2 separate regions of the Homo sapiens genome follow, and region 1 is linked to region 2. A link is an interaction called in ENCODE POLR2A ChIA-PET data of the cell type or tissue named here. Cell type or tissue: OCI-LY7. All regions are shown on one strand. Links, peaks and the distances in the headings refer to the core of each region. The heading gives the core; the rest is flanking DNA.

Region 1 (4,401 bases), core at 71-4,070, 180 kb before region 2:
AGCAAGGCCAGGAAAGTTTCCCTTAATTATTGCCTCGAATCTTCTTTCTCAGAAACACCAATTATTCTTAGGTTTGGTTGTTTAACATAATCCCAAACTTCTTGGAGGCTTTGTTCATTTTTTAATTATTTTTTCTTTGTCTTTGTCAGATTGGGTTAATTCAAAAGCCTTGTTTTCAAGCTCTGAAGTTCTTTCTTCTATGTATTTGATTCTATTTTTGAAACTTTCCAGGTAGCTTGCATTTCTCTAAGTCTGTCTTTCATTTCCAGAAGTTGATTGTATTTTATTTGTGTTATTTTTCTGGAGATTTTTTGTCCATATCCTGTATGATTGTTTAAATTTCTTTAAATTGGCTTTCACATTTTTCTGGTGCCTCCTTGAGTAGCTTAACAATTGACCTTCTGAATTCTTTCTTTGGAAATTCAGAGATCTCTTCTTGGTTTGGATCCATTGCTGGTGAGCTAGTGTGATCTTTTGAGAGTGTTGAAGAACCTTGCTTTGTCATGTTACCAGAATTGTTTTTCTGGTTCCTTCTCATTTGGGTAGACTATGTCAGAAGAAAGATCTGGGACTCAAGGGCTGCTGTTCAGATTATTTTGTGCCATGGGGTGATCCCTTGATGTGGTACTCTCACCCTTCCTCTAGGGATGGGGCTTCCTGAGAGCTAGACAGTGATTGTTATTGCTGTTGTGGGTCTAGCCACCTAATGGAGCTTGGGCTCCGGGCTGGTACTGGGGAGTGTCTGCAAAGAGTCCTGTGATGTGATCTGTCTTCAGGTCTCTCAGCCATGGATACCAGCACTTGCTCCAGTAGAGGTAGCATATGAGTGAAGTGGACTCTGTGAGGGTCCTTGGTTGTAGTTTTGTTTAGTACACTGGTTTTCTCAAATGCTTTCTCTTGTCTTTTCTTATATGGGTGCTAGGGCACTAATTGCCCCAGGCTACAAGCCTCTCCACTGAAAAAGCCAGCAGGGCTTTCAGGCCCTACCTCTCCCAGCTTGCCACTGCTTCTGTGGTCCTATCTGCACTTCCCGTCCATCTCCCACTCCTGGATTCTGCCTAGGAAAATTCACACTTGGTCAAAATTATTACAAAGCTCAACTGGAAGTTTCCTTCTCCCTATGGTCCTTCCCCAATTCCATTGGCAGCCCTCCCCAAGGACCCCAGTGAGATAAAGTCAGAAATGGCTTCCCTGGTGACTGGGAGCACCTAGAGGGCTCTTCCCAGTGCTGCTTCTACTTTTATATTTTTCTCAGCTCTCTAAATTCATTTCAGCTCTAGGTAAGGTTAAATCCTTCTCCCGTGATCTGGATTTTCAGGTTCCCCAGTGAGGATGTGTGTTCGGAGGTAGGCTTTCCCCCTTCACATTTTGGGCACTCACAATTTTTCAGCTGCCTCACAGAGTTTGCAGCCACAAGCCACTTTTTCAAAGAGTCTGTGAATCCTTTCAGTGTTCCTGGTATGTTCCTGTGGTAGTTCTTGGAGCAAAAGCTCATGATGTCAGTCTCCACATGCTGTTCTGTTCATCTGAGTGGGAGATGCAAGTTAGTCCTGCCTCCTATCTGCCATTTTTTTTTCCTGGAGGCTGACTTTTTAAATACAACACTGAAAGCATGATCCATGAAATAAATAATTGATAAATTAGTCTTTATTATAATTAAAAACTTCTACTCTATGAAAGATATCATCAAGAGAAAGAGAAGACAAGCTGCAAACTAGGAGAAAAATACTTGCAAGAGACTTATCTGAAAAAAGTATTGTTATTCAAAATATATAAAAAATTCATATATTTTTCTTTTTGAGATGAGGTTTTTGTTCTATTGCTCAGGCTGGACTGCAGCCTTGAACTCCTAGGTTCAAGCAATCCTCCTGCCTCAGCCTCCCGAGTAGCTAGGACCACAGGTGCATACCACCAAACCCAGCTAATTAAAAAAAAATTTCTTTCATAGAGACAGGATCTCTCTTTTTTGCCCAGGCTGGTGTTGAACTCCTGGCCTCAAGCAATCCTCCCACCTCAGCCTCCCAAACTGTTGAGATTACTGGCATGAGCCACTGTGCCCAGCCTAAAGAACTCTTAAAACTCAACAATAGGAAAATAAACAATCCCATTAAAAATTAAGCAAAAGACCTGAAGAGATACCTCAGTAAAGAAGACATACAGATGAAAAATAAGTATATGAAAACATACTCAACATCATACGTCATTAGGGAATTGCAAATTAAAACAAGATACCACTACACACCTATTAGAATGGCCAAAACACTGAAAATTCCAAATACTGGCAAGTATGTGGAGCAATAGGAACTCTCATTCATTGCTGGTGCAAATGTAAAATAATACAGCCACTTTGGAAGATAGGCAGTTTCTTACAAAGCTATGCTTTTACCATACAATCCAGCTATTGTACTCCTTGGTATTTAAAAAAAGGAACTGAAAACTTGTGTTCATAAAAACCTGCACACAGATGTTGATAACAGCTTTATCTGTAATTGCCAAAACTTGGAAAAAAACAAAATGTCCTTTAGTAGGTGAATGAACAAATATACTGTGATGTATTAATTCAATGGAACATTATTCAGTGCTGAAAAGAATTGAGCTATCAAGCCATGTGAAGACAAAGAAGAAGCTTAAATGCAAAAATGCCAAATGCTTAAATGAAAAAAGTCAATCTGAAAAGGCTAATACCATATGATTCCAACTATCTGAAAAGGAAAAACTATTGTGAAAGTAAAAAGATGAGTGGTTGCCAGGGGTTGGAGGGAGGGATGAATAGAAGGAGCACAGAGGATTATTAGGGTAGTGTTTTAATCAGTTTGTGCTGCTATTACAGAATACTACAGACCGGGTGGCTTAAACAACAGAAATTGATTTCTCATAGTTCTAGAGGCCACAGAATCCAAGATCAAGGTGCTAGCACACCTGGTGTCTGCTGAGGGTGCTCTTCCTGGTTTGCAGACAGCCATCATCTTGTTATATCCTCATATGGTGGAGAAAGAGATATATCTCTCTCCTGTTTTTTCTTATATGGTTACTAGGGCACTAATTGCATTCACGAGGGTTCGACCCTCAAGACCTAATTACCTCCCAAATGCCCCGTCTCCAAATGTCATCACATTGGGGATTTAGGTTGCAACATATAAATTTTGGTGGGGGAGGGGGATTGGTAAAGTGGGGACAAACATTCAGTCCACAGCAGGCAGTGAAACTATTCTGTATGATACTATAGTGGTAGATACATGTCATTATACATTTGTCAAAACTTAGAGCCTGCACACAAGTGAACCCTAAAGTATGGACTTTGAGTGATAATTTGTCAATGTATATTCATTGATTATAACAAATGTACTACTCTGGTGTAGGATGTTAATAGTGTGGGAGAGGCTATGCGTATGTGGGAGCAGGGAATATATAGGAACTTTGTACTTTCTGTTAAATTTTGCAATAAACCTAAAACTGCTCTAAAAAGAGTCTATTTTTAAAAAATTAAAATAAGAATAAATATTTTGTAATACATGGAACACAGCCACTCTCTTTTTTACATATTGTGTATGATTATCTTTACACTAGATAGTTAAATATTTGTAAAGGAGAAAGTACAATCCGCAAAGCCTACATATTTGTATCTGACCTTTTACAGAAAAAAAATTAGCCAACCCTGAATTATAAGATAGCTTGTTGGAAACTGGCTTACTTGATGTCGAAAAATCAAGGTGCATTAATATCTCCCACCACATGCAAAGTTGAAGTACAATGGAATTTGATATGAAGGATAAAACTATTACAGAAAATGCAGAAGAATGGTGAATTAAGGGTAGAGAACAACTTCTTTAAAAAGATCATAAAAGCACAAACTATAAGGATTAATATCCTTAATTTTGATTTCCTATACCAAAATTAAAGACTTTCATCCAAGGAAGAACACCATGGACAAAAAGATAGATGACGACTGGAAGAAAATACTTATAATGTTTAGAACTGGCAAGGAATTAATATCTACAATATACAGAACACTACTTGCACATCAAAAAATTTTTGAAAGAATGTGAAAGTAAATAAAGAGCATCGTTTTTCTCTTATTTTATTCTATTCTCCCTCCCCATATTCTTCACAATAAATATTTTTTGTCTGCCCAACCTAGAAAATTTAAATTGTTGCATTTCTACTAGCCTGACTCACATTTTCTTTTCTTTTCTTTTTTTCTTTTCCTTTTCTTAGACTCGGTCTCTGTTGCCCAGGCTGGAGTGCAGTGGCACAATCTTGGCTCACTGCAACCTCGACCTCCCAGGCTCAGGCAAGCCTTCCACCTCAGCCTCCCAAGCAAGCTGGAACCACAGGCGTGGGCCACTATGTCCAGCTAATTTTTGTATTTTTGGTAGAGACAGGGTATCGCTATGTTGCCCA
Region 2 (4,401 bases), core at 158-4,157:
TTTCTATTTCATTTTTTTTAAAAAATCGCTGGTTGCAACTCACTAAATTGATTTCACAACCCACTGAATTGCTACTGTGTCTGGAAAAACTTTGATCTAGCAATTCTCAGTGGGGTTCCTTTATGAACCAAGGAACATAGAAAGATTTTCTTAATCTTTTCAAGGGTGGTACATAACTCACACCATTCTAGATGCTTAGAAGAGAAGTTAGTTCATTACATACAATGGGTGCCTAAGGGCATTCAGACTTAATTTTCTGCATGAACTCCTGGTTAAAAAAGGCTTATTAGTGTCTGATCTGTAATAAATCCAAACTCTTGATTATTGCACACAGGGCCCTTCTCAATCTAGCCCTGTGTTCACCTCTCAGACTTTACCTTACTTCCTCAATCATCTTCCTGGGTTAAAACCATCCTGAACCACTTGGAATTACCCAGATGCTTCACGCTATTTCTCACCTGTGCACAGTCATTCTTGCCCTTCAGCACCAGCTCAACTGAGTGTCACTTCGACTGAGACCCTCATTGACAGGAGTTAGAGTCGTCAGGTCCAGGTTCTGTCCCTGTCAATCCCTGAAGTGATTAATAAATTTCAGTCACATTCACCTGGCTCATCTCCTGTGCTACTGAGTGTGGGCTAGATACTTAGTTCTAAGAATACAAACACATGAGGCACAGCATACCTGCTTAGGGAGCTTAGAACACACCTGAGACACAAGACGTATGTATTAAAAACTACCTCTAGTATAGCTCAATGCTCAAGAGTTTGCATGGGGAAGTCAGGCCTGAGTTCAAATGATAACTTCTATTTTTTGGCTTGTGCACCTAGGACAAACTGTTGAGCTACTCTAAACTTCAAATTTATTGTATGTTAGTCTAGGATAATAATAAAAGTAGCAACTTTGTAAGGCTGTGAGTTTTACAGGGGAAGTGCATGTAAAGCCCTGAGCACACTGCCTGACCCAGAGTTCTCAGGAAATGCTAGAGAGGAATTAAGCAGGTAATGTGCCCAGTGCCACGTGAATGCTATAGGTAGAAAGTGCTACAGGAGTTGAGAGGAGGAAATGGACACTGTGGTGGAAGAGATGGGAGAGCTCCAGTGGAGAAGGCAGAGTATGCACTAAGCTTAGAAAGAAAAGCAGACCTCAGATTAGGAGGTGAGAAGGCATTCCTGGCACGGCGAGCCAAAGAGCAGCAGAGGAGGACTGTGGATGCCTTGCCTGTAGACTACTTTTGCTGCCACTCTTTGTATATTTATTTTTGCGTATGTGCTCAAACATTTTCCCAAATGCAAATTGAAGATATTCATCTCTAGAGATGCTTATTTTCTCATTTGAAAAAACTGTGCTCCCTCTCTCTTTTCCATGGCTTTTTGCTAAGTCTATATGGCATCTATAATTTTGCTTATGGAGTCAGCTTGATTAAACCATTTTGGGTCAGCATGGAGAAATAGGTTACAAAACTGGCTGTGCATCATGATCACCCAGGGAACTTTTTAGTCCTGCAGATTTCTGTGTCCCACCCGAGATTCTGACTATTGGGTCTGATGTGGGACCAGAGAATATGCATTATTTTAAAAGTTCCTTTAATTTTCATTTGGCTTGGTCAAAAGTTTGAAAAACACTGGTAATCTTTAAGGCCCCACCCAGCTCCAGTGATCTGTATTTCCCATAACAGTAACATTTTTATTCTCTCTGCTATTCTCAAGAGAGGGTTACTGTGTTGTCAAGAGAGAAAAACTAAACAAGCCAGACATCAAAAGCTATAGCTACCAACTTTGATGTGAAGAGTCCTTTCTATATGAAATTGTATAATTCCAAAAAATCCAGGTGGGAGTGTTCCAAGGTCCTTATGCTGACGGGAAGGAAGGACAAACACTGGCCAACTTTATACTTTGTTAAACATGTAAGTCGAGATTTAATAGAGTCTACAACTTCCAAACCAGTGGAAGGGGGAAAATGAAACCAAAGGAAATGAAAAAATAAAAGATCTCAATACGAAAAAAGAGAGGGGGAAAAAAGCGAAACATAGAAAAAAATGAAACAAAGAACAAAATAAGATGCTAGAAGTGAATTCCAATATATTGATAACTAAAATCAGTGCAAATCACGGTACAGTTAAAAAACAGATCAATCTAAACAATATGATGTCTAACATTACATCCGTATATTGGAAAACCATGAGAAAAAGCAAGAAGATGATTAGCCCAAAATGTATGATACGTTTATCTCAACAGGAGAGAGGGCTCCTGGGGTGGGCACCCAGGAAGCTCTAAAGATACGATAGTGTTCTTTGAAGTTTCTTTAAGTTCTTTAAGTTGGGTGGTAAGTAGACAGGTATTCTTATTTTTTTTATTCTTTTAAGCATTATTTTTTAAAGTTCACTATATTTTTTGTAGTTTTGTTTGAATAATATAATACACCCCCCTGGCATGCGTGCATCGCACACACACTCAAAAAAGGATAAAAATAAATTGCCAATGTTTTCCTAAAGCCCCACTCTCATATTATTAGATGTGAATTTTTAATGTGATTTTTTGTTCTTTAATGACGTGATTTTTTTGTCATGAAAGTTTTCTCCCCAGCACAAAACTCTGTTTTGAATTAATCTTGTGACCCAACACTCCAAACAAGTCTTCACATTGATGCTTTTTGTCATAATACGATAATTCCTATATAGTTTCCCTTTTCGTTGAATTACATAAAATAATTCATTCAATTAAAACCTTATAAGCTTTTTATTGAGCAATGATCTTGTGTCAGATGCTGTTTTAATCATTGTATATGAATTAATCCATTTAATTTTTATAAAAACCCTTGGGAATGGTACTAATCCTGCCCTCATTTTAAGCCTGAGGTAACTACAGCACAGAGAAGTTAGGTGATGTGGTCAAAGGCACACAGCCGATCAGTGGAAGAGCCAGGATTGGAACCCAGGCAGCCTGGCACCAGAGCCATGTTCCTGACTTTGTGCTAGGCTGCTCAGCTGTGGCCCGTAAAGCATCTTACTACTGAAGAGAGTGAAGGAGGAGTAGGAGGGTACCTCTGGACTTCAAGGGCCCCTCCGTAGTATGTCATGTCTGACCATAAAGCTACATATATCACAATTACATCATTCTTTGGTTGTTAAAGGAAAGATTTTTTTTTTTTTTTGGCCAGGAAAGGAAGAAAGGGAGGGAGAGATGGAAGGAGGGAAGGAATCCAAAGGAATCCAACAAAAATATTGGCTGATTGGCTGGCCGTGGTGTCAGAAGAGAAATAAAAATCTGCTGATCTCATCTTTATGCTGTTTCCAATGAACAACAAAAGGCAAATGTTCTTCGACAGAACAGCACAAACATACTAGGTGGCTAAACTAGAGAACAGGTACTTCAGAGATGTTGCCTTAAGCAGATGCTCCCCGGCAGTGACCCTGGGAAACAGCTGTTCCAAGCCTCCTCCACCTGGAGGCCAAGATCTCTCTCCAAACACATCTCAGAAGAGATGCACAGTTTATCTAACAGTTCATACTTTGAGGGGGTTTGCTCTATGTTAGCAGTTAAACATAAGTCCTCCCCACGCACCTCCACACCCTAGGCTCTGTAGTCTTGGAGAATTCATAGAGAATGTGGAGATGTCAGGAACATTCAAACAGGTAACTGGACTAATTCTTAAAAGTGAGGGGTGTGTGTGTGTGTGTGTGTGTGTGTGTGTGATAGATCCTGGAAAATATTTATCACTTAGTTGCCTACCAATCTACATAAATCCAGAAGAAAAAAACTAAAAGGAATGTCTTTTGAGTATTTAGCCTCAATGCTCAGACTATGACTGCTGGGAACCAGCAGGGTTCAAAGAAGAGTTTGTGTGATGCCCAGATTACTTTAAAAAAAAAATTCTCAGCATTAACAAATATGAATGAGTGTCCAGAGGTACGCATCTGGGAACTAGTAGATAAAATTCAATATGTGTCTCCTGGAGAAAAGGCTAAAGAAAGACAGAAAGCGTTAACTGTCTTCAAAAACCTGAAGGGCATCACATAGAGAAAGCACAGACTTTTCCTGGGCTATTGCAGAGGATCACACAAAACAAATGGAAGAGTACAACAGGCAGAGTTTGGATGCAAGCCTTCTTTTCAAGTAAATGAAGATATTTATATATTTTTTTGCTTTTTACTTTTTTGGAGATGGAGTCTTGCTCTATTGCCCAGGCTGGAGTGCAGTGGCACAATCTCGGTTCACTGCAACTTCGCCTCCTGGGTTCAAACAATCCTCCTGCCTCAGTCTTCCAAGCAGCTGGGACTACAGGTGCCTGCCACCATGCCCAGCTAATTTTTTGCATTTTAGTAGAGACAGGGTTTCACCATGTTGGCCAGGCTGGTCTCGAACTCCTGACCTGGGTGATCCACCCACCTCAGCCTCCCAAAG

Evidence for each region. ChIA-PET counts read pairs that join two places held together with the same protein. Peaks named below come from ENCODE experiments on the same cell type or tissue, not always from the same donor. Only the 100,000 strongest peaks of a DNase experiment are listed, where the experiment ranks them.
Region 1: POLR2A ChIA-PET joins it to region 2 with 7 read pairs; 2 of 35 experiments call an interaction of 5 or more read pairs at or near these places.

Annotation. Positions count from the first base shown.
Region 1 is chr1:84,999,961-85,004,361 of GRCh38, reverse strand. No RefSeq gene overlaps it. Among named protein-coding and RNA genes, the nearest start is that of MCOLN2, 5.0 kb to the right of the region's middle. In OCI-LY7, for the core only: a CTCF peak has its summit at 3,944; a DNase peak (open chromatin) is centred at 2,431; H3K4me3 peaks cover 696 bases.
Region 2 is chr1:84,816,553-84,820,953 of GRCh38, reverse strand. The region is part of intron 2 of LPAR3 (lysophosphatidic acid receptor 3); the gene reads left to right. Among named protein-coding and RNA genes, the nearest start is that of LPAR3, 74 kb to the left of the region's middle. In OCI-LY7, for the core only: no CTCF peak of the experiment used is centred there; no DNase peak of the experiment used is centred there.